Regions from separate parts of the Homo sapiens genome. Here region 1 is linked to region 2. Evidence: read pairs that join two places in POLR2A ChIA-PET (ENCODE). Cell type or tissue: GM12878. All regions are shown on one strand.

Region 1 (4,000 bases), 280 kb before region 2:
GGGAGGCCGAGGCGGGTGGATCACGAGGTCAGGAGATTGAGACCATCCTGGCTAACACGGTGAAATCCCGTCTCTACTAAAAATACAAAAAATTAGCCGAGTGCGGTGGCAGGCACCTGTAGTCCCAGCTGCTCGGGAGGCTGAGGCAGGAGAATGGCGTGAACCCAGGAGGCAGAGTTTGCAGTGAGCCGAGATCGCGCCACTGCACTCCAGCCTGGGCAATAGAGGGGACTCCTTCTCAAAAATAAAACAAAAACAAAAACAAAAACAAATTAGCCAGGCTTGGCGGCGGGCACCTGTAATCCCAGCTACTCGGGAGACTGAGGGAGGAGAATTGCTTGAACCCGGGAAGCGAAGGTTGCAGTGAGCCAAGATTGCACCATTGCACTCCAGCCTGGGCAACACTGGAGCAAAATTCCATCTCAAAAAGAAAAAAAAAAAAAAAGATAATGTGATGTGGCAGTCCTCTGCCTATCACTAAGGCCTAAGGCCTCTGCCACATCACATTATCTTAATGTCTACTGATAAATCCCCAGTTTTTTTTTAAAAAAAAGTTCCATTAGACATTCAGAAAAACTCTGAATTGATGAATTACACTCCTGTGGTTGTTCCATGGAATATCTGTGATACCAGTGAACAAAAGATTTGGGGAGAGCAATAAATTCCCCAGTGTGGTAACAAGTCCTCCAAAGGCTTCCTGTCTGTGATTAAGGAGTGTGGCAATCAGGTTACTAATAATCGTGTATGTTTGAAAATTCCCTTTAATACACTTTCTAGTTCTTTAAAGGGCTCCAAAATATAAGCTGCCCTTTAATACACTTTTTAGTTCCTTAAAGGGCTGCTTATACTTTGGAGGTTAAATTATGGGTGATGGGAGAAATCCTGCTTATATTTAGGAGGTAGAAAATTATAGGGGTGAGGAAATAGCAAATACCACAGAAAAGCCAGCTTACATATTGCTATATCACCATATATTTTAAAGATAAAAAGGTTAACTAAAAATATTTAGCAGTTCTTTTATCTAGTAGGATGTTTTCTATAGGAAAACATTAAAATCTAATTTATGCTGGTTTAAACAGTAAGAAAATCTATGATCCCAAAATACAGGTAGTCTAGCACAGCTTTGTCCTATAGAAATATGATGTGGGCCACAGATGGTCAGCCACAGATGTGATTTTAGATTATCTAGTAGCCACATTCAAATAGCAAAAAGAAACAAGTGAAATTTCAATAATTTTAATCCAATATATCTAAGATATAATTGCAACATATTTTTACAATAATGTAAAGATATTAATAATACGTTTTACATTCTTGTTTTGTACTAAATCTTCAACACCTAGTGTGTGTTTTACACTTACAGCACATCTCAGTTTAGACTAGCTGCATTTCAAGTGCTCAGTGGCCACGTGTGGCTGGTTGTTACTCTAGTGGACAGTGCAGGTCTAGAAGTTTCACTGCCTCTAGGCCAGATACAATCATGGTGTAGCACAAATTGTTTTTTCTTCCTAATTTTGAAGAATGAGCACTTATTTATACTTTTTCTGTTGTTTCAGCTCTGCTTTCCTCTCCTTGTGGAATTCTAAAGGCTGTAGTCACAAGATACCAGCCAGCAGCAATAACTGGAGAACTTTCTTCATTGTCCGTGACAAGAGAGTTACTCTCCCCAAACAGTCTATCTTTCAATCCAACTGGACCAACTTAGGCCATGTTCCCATTCTTAGCTCAGTAATACTAGGGAAATACCCTAAGCCTGTGTTTCTGAAAATGGTTGGGGAGAGGTGAGGTGACATTTGGTAATGTCTGGAGACATTTATGGTTGTCACAACTGTGGGGGGTGGGTCCTACTGGTATCTAGTATATAGAGACCAGGGATACTGCTAAACATTTTACAAGGCACAGAACAGCTCCCCACCACAAAGAATTATATGGCTCAAAATAGTACCAGGGTTGAGAAGCCCTGCTTTAAGCTTATTATTTTAAGTCTATATTCCTAACTAAGCACTGTCAAGAGGATGAGATTATCATTATTAGATTAAATTTATCAGAACCTACTACAGCTCTGAATAGGTTCTGCTTCCCTAGGTACATTAAGGGCGAACACCTAAACTAAAAGGAAGTGTTACAAGAGGAAAAAGGGGCATGAGCAACCAATAGTATCCATAAAAGAGCTGCTTATTTTTGTAATTGTGAAAGTATATATCTATTTTTAAAGTATGGATAAGCATCGAATGTAAATTCTTTATATCAGTAGTTACATAATGCAATTATTCATAATTTTACATTTTTATCAGTATTTTCTACCTTTTATAGTGAAATTTTCTCCTTTAATATATTGAATTTACAGTGAGAATTTTTTATAATTTTTTTACAGTGGATAATTTCTTGAGTAGCCATTTTTACAGAAAATAAGTTTCAATAGTGTGTCATCTTGAAAAGGAAATGTCAAGAGGGAAAAATTTGTAAGAATTCTTAGTCGAATTTTAATGTATTTTAGGCTGGGTGCGGTGGTTCACACCTGTAATCCCAGCACTTTGGGAGGCCAAGGCGGACGGATTACCTGAGATCAGGAGTTCGAGACCATCCTGGCCAGCATGGCGAAACCCCATCTCTATTAAAAGTACAAAAATTAGTTGAGCATCGTGGTGTGTACATGTAATCCTAACTACTAGGGAGCCTAAGGCAGGAGAATTGTTTGAACCCTTGAGACGGAGGTTGCAGTGAGCCATGATCGTGCCACTGCACTCCAGCCTGGGTGACAAAGCAAGACTCTGTCTCAAAAAAAAAAAAAAAAAAAATTAAGAATTTTAATAAAACGTTAGAACTAAATTTTGTGAAATGATCATTTTGCTAATATTTTATCAAAAACAATGATTTGTACCCTTCTTAGTAAAGCAGCTGGTATTTTAAAATATGTCTCGAGAAAAAAGCCAATACAGTCTCTTTTGAGGACCTTGAAAACTAACCTGCTAGGGATATCATACTAGGCCTCTGGGTGCCGCTGTCCGCCAATCCGTGGCTGGAGGGAAACAAAGCAATCCACTGACGCAGCAGTCCCCGCAGGCTTTTGAGACACACATTAGGAGAGGACTCTGCCCGCTGTCTGTCTCACAATCTGCTCGAAATATCTTGGTCAGGAATCTCAGGATGTCTAGTGACCCCGAGTGAGGTGCTGCCTTTTATTCCTGAGCATCTTTGGAAGCAGGAAGCAGGGAGCAACGGTAGCGAGAGGTATTCGGATCTGAGTATCAGCAGGAAGAAGAAACAGAGGAAGAAGTCCCCCATAAGGAAGGCGTGAGGAGCGCAGGAAGCGCTGTTTCCCTGCCTGAGATCTTTATTCTACTAGGTCTTTATTCTACGTAGCCGATACGCTGTAAAATTCTGGAAGAGAAGGCTAGGGGTTTAAGGTTGGTAATCTCTCAGAAGATCTGCGTCTCGGTGACGGAAAGAACTAAGGGTAAGTGCTGAGAAGCCTCTCTTTACAGCCAGAGAACGAGCCAGAGCCGAGCTTGAGAATGACGGGATAGATCTAGCAGTTATGCCCAAGGAAGACCCTCGGCCCTTTGAATTTGAAGGCACTGAAAATCGTATAAATGTTTTCATATAAACGTATGCATCTTTGATATAAATAACAAAATGGCTTTTAGCACAAATTTTGTTTTGGAAATTTTGAAAAACGTCTTAATAAGAGGAATGTTTACTCTTAAGTCTGCAGTAGATTTTGAACACCGGCAGTAACTGTACAAATATATCAGATTAGTTTTAATAGCCATCTCCCCTTCCCCTACAAGTAAAGGAGAGTACTACAGCAGTATGTACTCTGAATTGCTGCTATTGAAGAACCCCTGAGCCTGTGCAGCGTGGCACTCCTGTGGTCCCCATTACTCAGGAGGCTGAGGCAGGAGGATTGCTTGATGCCAGCTAGAGGCTGCAGTGCACTATGAGAACACCTGTGAATAGCCACTGCATTCCAGCCTGAGTAACATGGCCAGACCCCATC
Region 2 (4,000 bases):
CCAAAGATAGACTCAGATTGTTTCAACAATGGCATTACCTATCTGAGCCCATAATTTTCTTATACATCCTTGAGATCCAGCTGAAGAGTCACGCCTTTTAAAATCTAATTTCTGAAAGTCTAAAAAGATCGATGTATTAAAATTGGTAAGGACTGAAAATCAAATAAACTTAACTTTTTAAACTCCATCTACGTAGCGGAAATAACTTGCTGAAAACTGACCTTAACACTATTCCTTCTTGGATATTCCAATGTACTTACTGTCACCACCACTTATCACATGGCCAAAAACGGACATCAACATGTATTACAACCTGTTACAAAATGTTAAATTTCAATCCTGCTTTCTGCAGGTTTTTATAGAAAGGGAACCTTAAAGCCCTTACCAGGGATAAAATAATTTCTATGAAGTGGCTTTACCTTTCTTAAATGGTTCTACTAAACCTCATATAATTGCTATAATCAGGCCATTTCTCTTTACTACAGCCACATATTCACACCTAAGCCTTTGTTCTACTGCTCCCCATCTCATGAATTCTTTCCCTCTCTACTCTGCCAAATCTTGGATTTTATTCAAGGCCCAGTCATATCCCCCATCTTCTAGGAAGCTAAGTTAACACTGCCCGCAATTACATTCTGGGTCATTTACAGTATCTGGGGCATTAGCAGAGATGTTAGAAATGATTCATAATAACCCCCTAATTTTACAAAAGATAAAAAGATGAAGAAAAGTAAAATAACTTGCTTAGAGTTCACATGGTTAATTAGTGGTAAAGACACAACTAAGCAGCTACATATGGAAAGAATAATTCAGACAGGGTGGGAGATAAAGGTTCTATTTCTAGTTTTAAATTTGGACAGATCACTTGTCTAGTCAACATTTCTTAATCTATAAAGTAAAGGGGTTGATAGCTGGGCCCGGTGGCCTGTGCCTGTATCCCAGCTACTCTGGAGGCTGAGGTGGGAGGACTGCTTGAGCCCAGGAGTTCCAGGCTGCAGTGGGCCATGACTGCACCACTGCGCTCCAGCCTGGGCAACAGAGTAAGACTCTGACTCTTAAAAAATAAAAAATAAAGGGGTTGAATTAGATAATTCTTAGCATCCTTTTGACTCCAGCATTCTAAGATTTTGAAACTTAGGCCTTCTGTCAGTCCAATAGCCTTTCCACTTAATTCCCTCACTTCTATGAATTTCTACAGCATTTAAAGTCTAAGATCACAGCCTTAGAGCTTTTTCTATCCCTCTTTTATAGACGTGGTTGAAATTACAATTTCTTAAAGAGCAAGAACTGAACCTGATAGGACAGTCTCATGACTTCTTGGTCAGTCTTTGGATCTAGAGTAGATACATGTAGACTCAGGAAATCAACAGAAACTCTTCCCTACTCCTCACCACTAGTCACCAGAAACAAATCCCAGTTCCAGGTACTTGGACCTCTGTGGCAATGTCTTAATTATTAACCACTGGCAAATAACTGCCAGGTCTAAAGAACAAACTTCAGCAGTTCCCAGACTCAGAAGAGATCCTGGTTATTAGCCATTTGCAATCATTACAACAGTCAAATTTCAGGAGCACAAACAGAGGTCTTTAAGAATACCAAACGTCAAATTTAAAATATAAAAAGGATAACTATAGAGACAGTCTAGTAACAGCTTCCCCCTTCCTGTAACATTGTTACCACTACTTGTGGCTCTCAGCAATTTAAACAACTAAAACTCCTGACAGGTGATGATGTTAGAGCTGTTCTACTTACAAAGGAGACACAGTTACATTAAAAAATAATAATTTAAGCATCATCCTAATAACGCATGAGCCAAGCGAAAGATAGGTTTTGCAAGCACTGTAATAGCTATTTTTTCATGCCTAAAAAAGGTTTAATTAAGATTCTTCCAATGGCTTCAAAGTCTAAATTACTAAATGCAAAAAAAAAAAAAAAAAAACAGGCATTTAGCCACTACGCTTTTTACATCTAAGCCTAGTACTTTTTTCCTGCCAACTGAACTCTAGGAGAATCCAGTTCATTTTAATAGACTGTAGATGACCAAAGAACTCTAAGGGAATACCACCAAAATTTTCTAAGAAATTCCTAGCAGTGAATAGTTACACTGCAGTCCAGTTTTACACTGCAGGCACAAAAACTGGACACACATAAACTGTCAGTACAATGTAGTGAGTAAGTCCATGAGTTTTGAATCAGCTAGGCCTAGGTTTGAATCCTAGCTCTGTCACTAACTAGTTCTATGTCTTCAAGCAGGCTGCTTGATCTGAGTTCCAGTTTCATTACCTATAAAATGGGAATAATAACAGTACCTATTTTATAAGGTCAATGTAGAGATTAATGAGATAATAAATCTAAGGCTCTTTAGCACTGCACTAGGGATACAGTTAAGTATGCAACAAACAACTGCTTTTATTACTGCTACTGTTGTTATTCCCTATCCTAGTCTGGAATGAATTAATTTTCCTTATCTATAAAGATGCTAAACATTCATTAATATTTAGAAACAGGAAGACTGGCATTACACAATCTGTAGTATACTGAATACAGGAAAACAAAAGGTTGCTAACACCACCACCTAACAAGAAAAAAATGCTTCCACGATAAATGGAATGAAAGTCCCGAAATCCTCAGAGTATCAGAAATGTTCTCTGTTGACCACAGGTGACAATTTATATCCCAAAGTGAACATGTGGAACTCACATATGCATGATAGAAAAGAGGGAAATTTAAAAGCTAAATCTATACAAGTTCTAGAAGAAAAGAGAGAAGCCGAGCACAGTGGCTCACACTTGTAATCACAGGGCTTTGGGAGGCCAAGGCAGGAGGATCACTTGACGCTAGGAGTTCGAGACCAGCCTGGGCAACATAGTGAGACCCCATTTCTTTCTTTCTTTCTTTCTTTTTTTTCTGAGTTGGAGTCTCGCTCTGTCGCCCAAGGGTGACATGATGTATGGCTCACTGCAACCTCCGTCTCCTGGGTTCAAGCAATTCTCCTGCCTCAGCCTCCCAAGTAGCTAGGATTACAGGCACCCACCACCACACCCGGCTAATTTTTTTGTTTTGTTTTGTTTTTGAGACAGTCTCACTCTGTCGCCAGGCTGGAGTGCAGTGGCACAACCTCGGCTCACTGCAACCTCCACCTCCCAGGTTCAAGCAATTCTCCTGCCTCAGCCTCCCGAGTAGCTGGGATTACAGGCACGCACCACCACGCCCAGCTAAGTTTTGTATTTTTAGTAGAGACGGGGTTTCACCATGTTGGCCAGGATGGTCTCGATCTCTTCATCTCGTGATCCGCCCACCCTGACCTCCCAAAGTGCTGGGATTACAGGTGTGAGCCACTGTGCCCAGCCCAATTTTTGTATTTTTAGTAGAAATGGGGTTTCACCACATTGGACAGGCTGGTCTCTTGGCCAGGCTGGTCTCAAACTCCTGACCTCGTGATCTGCCCACCTCAGCCTCCGAGAGTGCTGGGATTACAGACATGAGCCACCGTACCCCGCCTAGCGAGACGTCATTTCTACAAAAATAAAACATAAAAAAAATTAGGCCAGGTGCAGTGACTCATGCCTTAATGCCAGCACTTTGGGAAGCCAAGGTAGGAGGATCACTTGAGCCCAAGAGTTCAAGACCAGCCTGGGCAACATAGTGAAACCCCACCACTATAAAAAAAAAAAAAAGAAAAAGAAAAAAATCAGCCAGGCATTGTGGTGCATGCCGGTAGTCCCAGATACTCCAGGAGACCGAGGCAGCTGGATTGCTTGAGCCCAGGAGGTCGATGCTGCAACTGAGTTGTCATTGCACCACTGCACTCCAGATTGGGTGACAGAGTGAGACTCTGCCTCAAAAAAAGAAAAAAAGAAAAGAAAAGAAAAGAAAAATTAGCCAGGCATGGTGGTCCCAGGTACTGGGGAGGCTGAGCCCAGGAGTTTCAAGGCTGCAGTGACCTATGATTGTGCCACTGCACTCCAGACCAGGCAACAAAGTGAGATCCATTCTCTTT

The links. Peaks named below come from ENCODE experiments on the same cell type or tissue, not always from the same donor. Only the 100,000 strongest peaks of a DNase experiment are listed, where the experiment ranks them.
Region 1: POLR2A ChIA-PET joins it to region 2 with 9 read pairs; 11 of 35 experiments call an interaction of 5 or more read pairs at or near these places.

Annotation. Positions count from the first base shown.
Region 1 is chr5:141,323,181-141,327,180 of GRCh38, forward strand. No RefSeq gene overlaps it. Among named protein-coding and RNA genes, the nearest start is that of TAF7, 4.4 kb to the left of the region's middle. RefSeq lists an enhancer at 3,148-3,267. In GM12878, a CTCF peak has its summit at 2,989; no DNase peak of the experiment used is centred here; H3K4me3 peaks cover 742 bases.
Region 2 is chr5:141,607,249-141,611,248 of GRCh38, forward strand. All of the region lies in intron 1 of DIAPH1 (diaphanous related formin 1), which reads right to left. Among named protein-coding and RNA genes, the nearest start is that of DIAPH1, 9.8 kb to the right of the region's middle. In GM12878, no CTCF peak of the experiment used is centred here; no DNase peak of the experiment used is centred here; H3K4me3 peaks cover 526 bases; H3K27ac peaks cover 1,616 bases.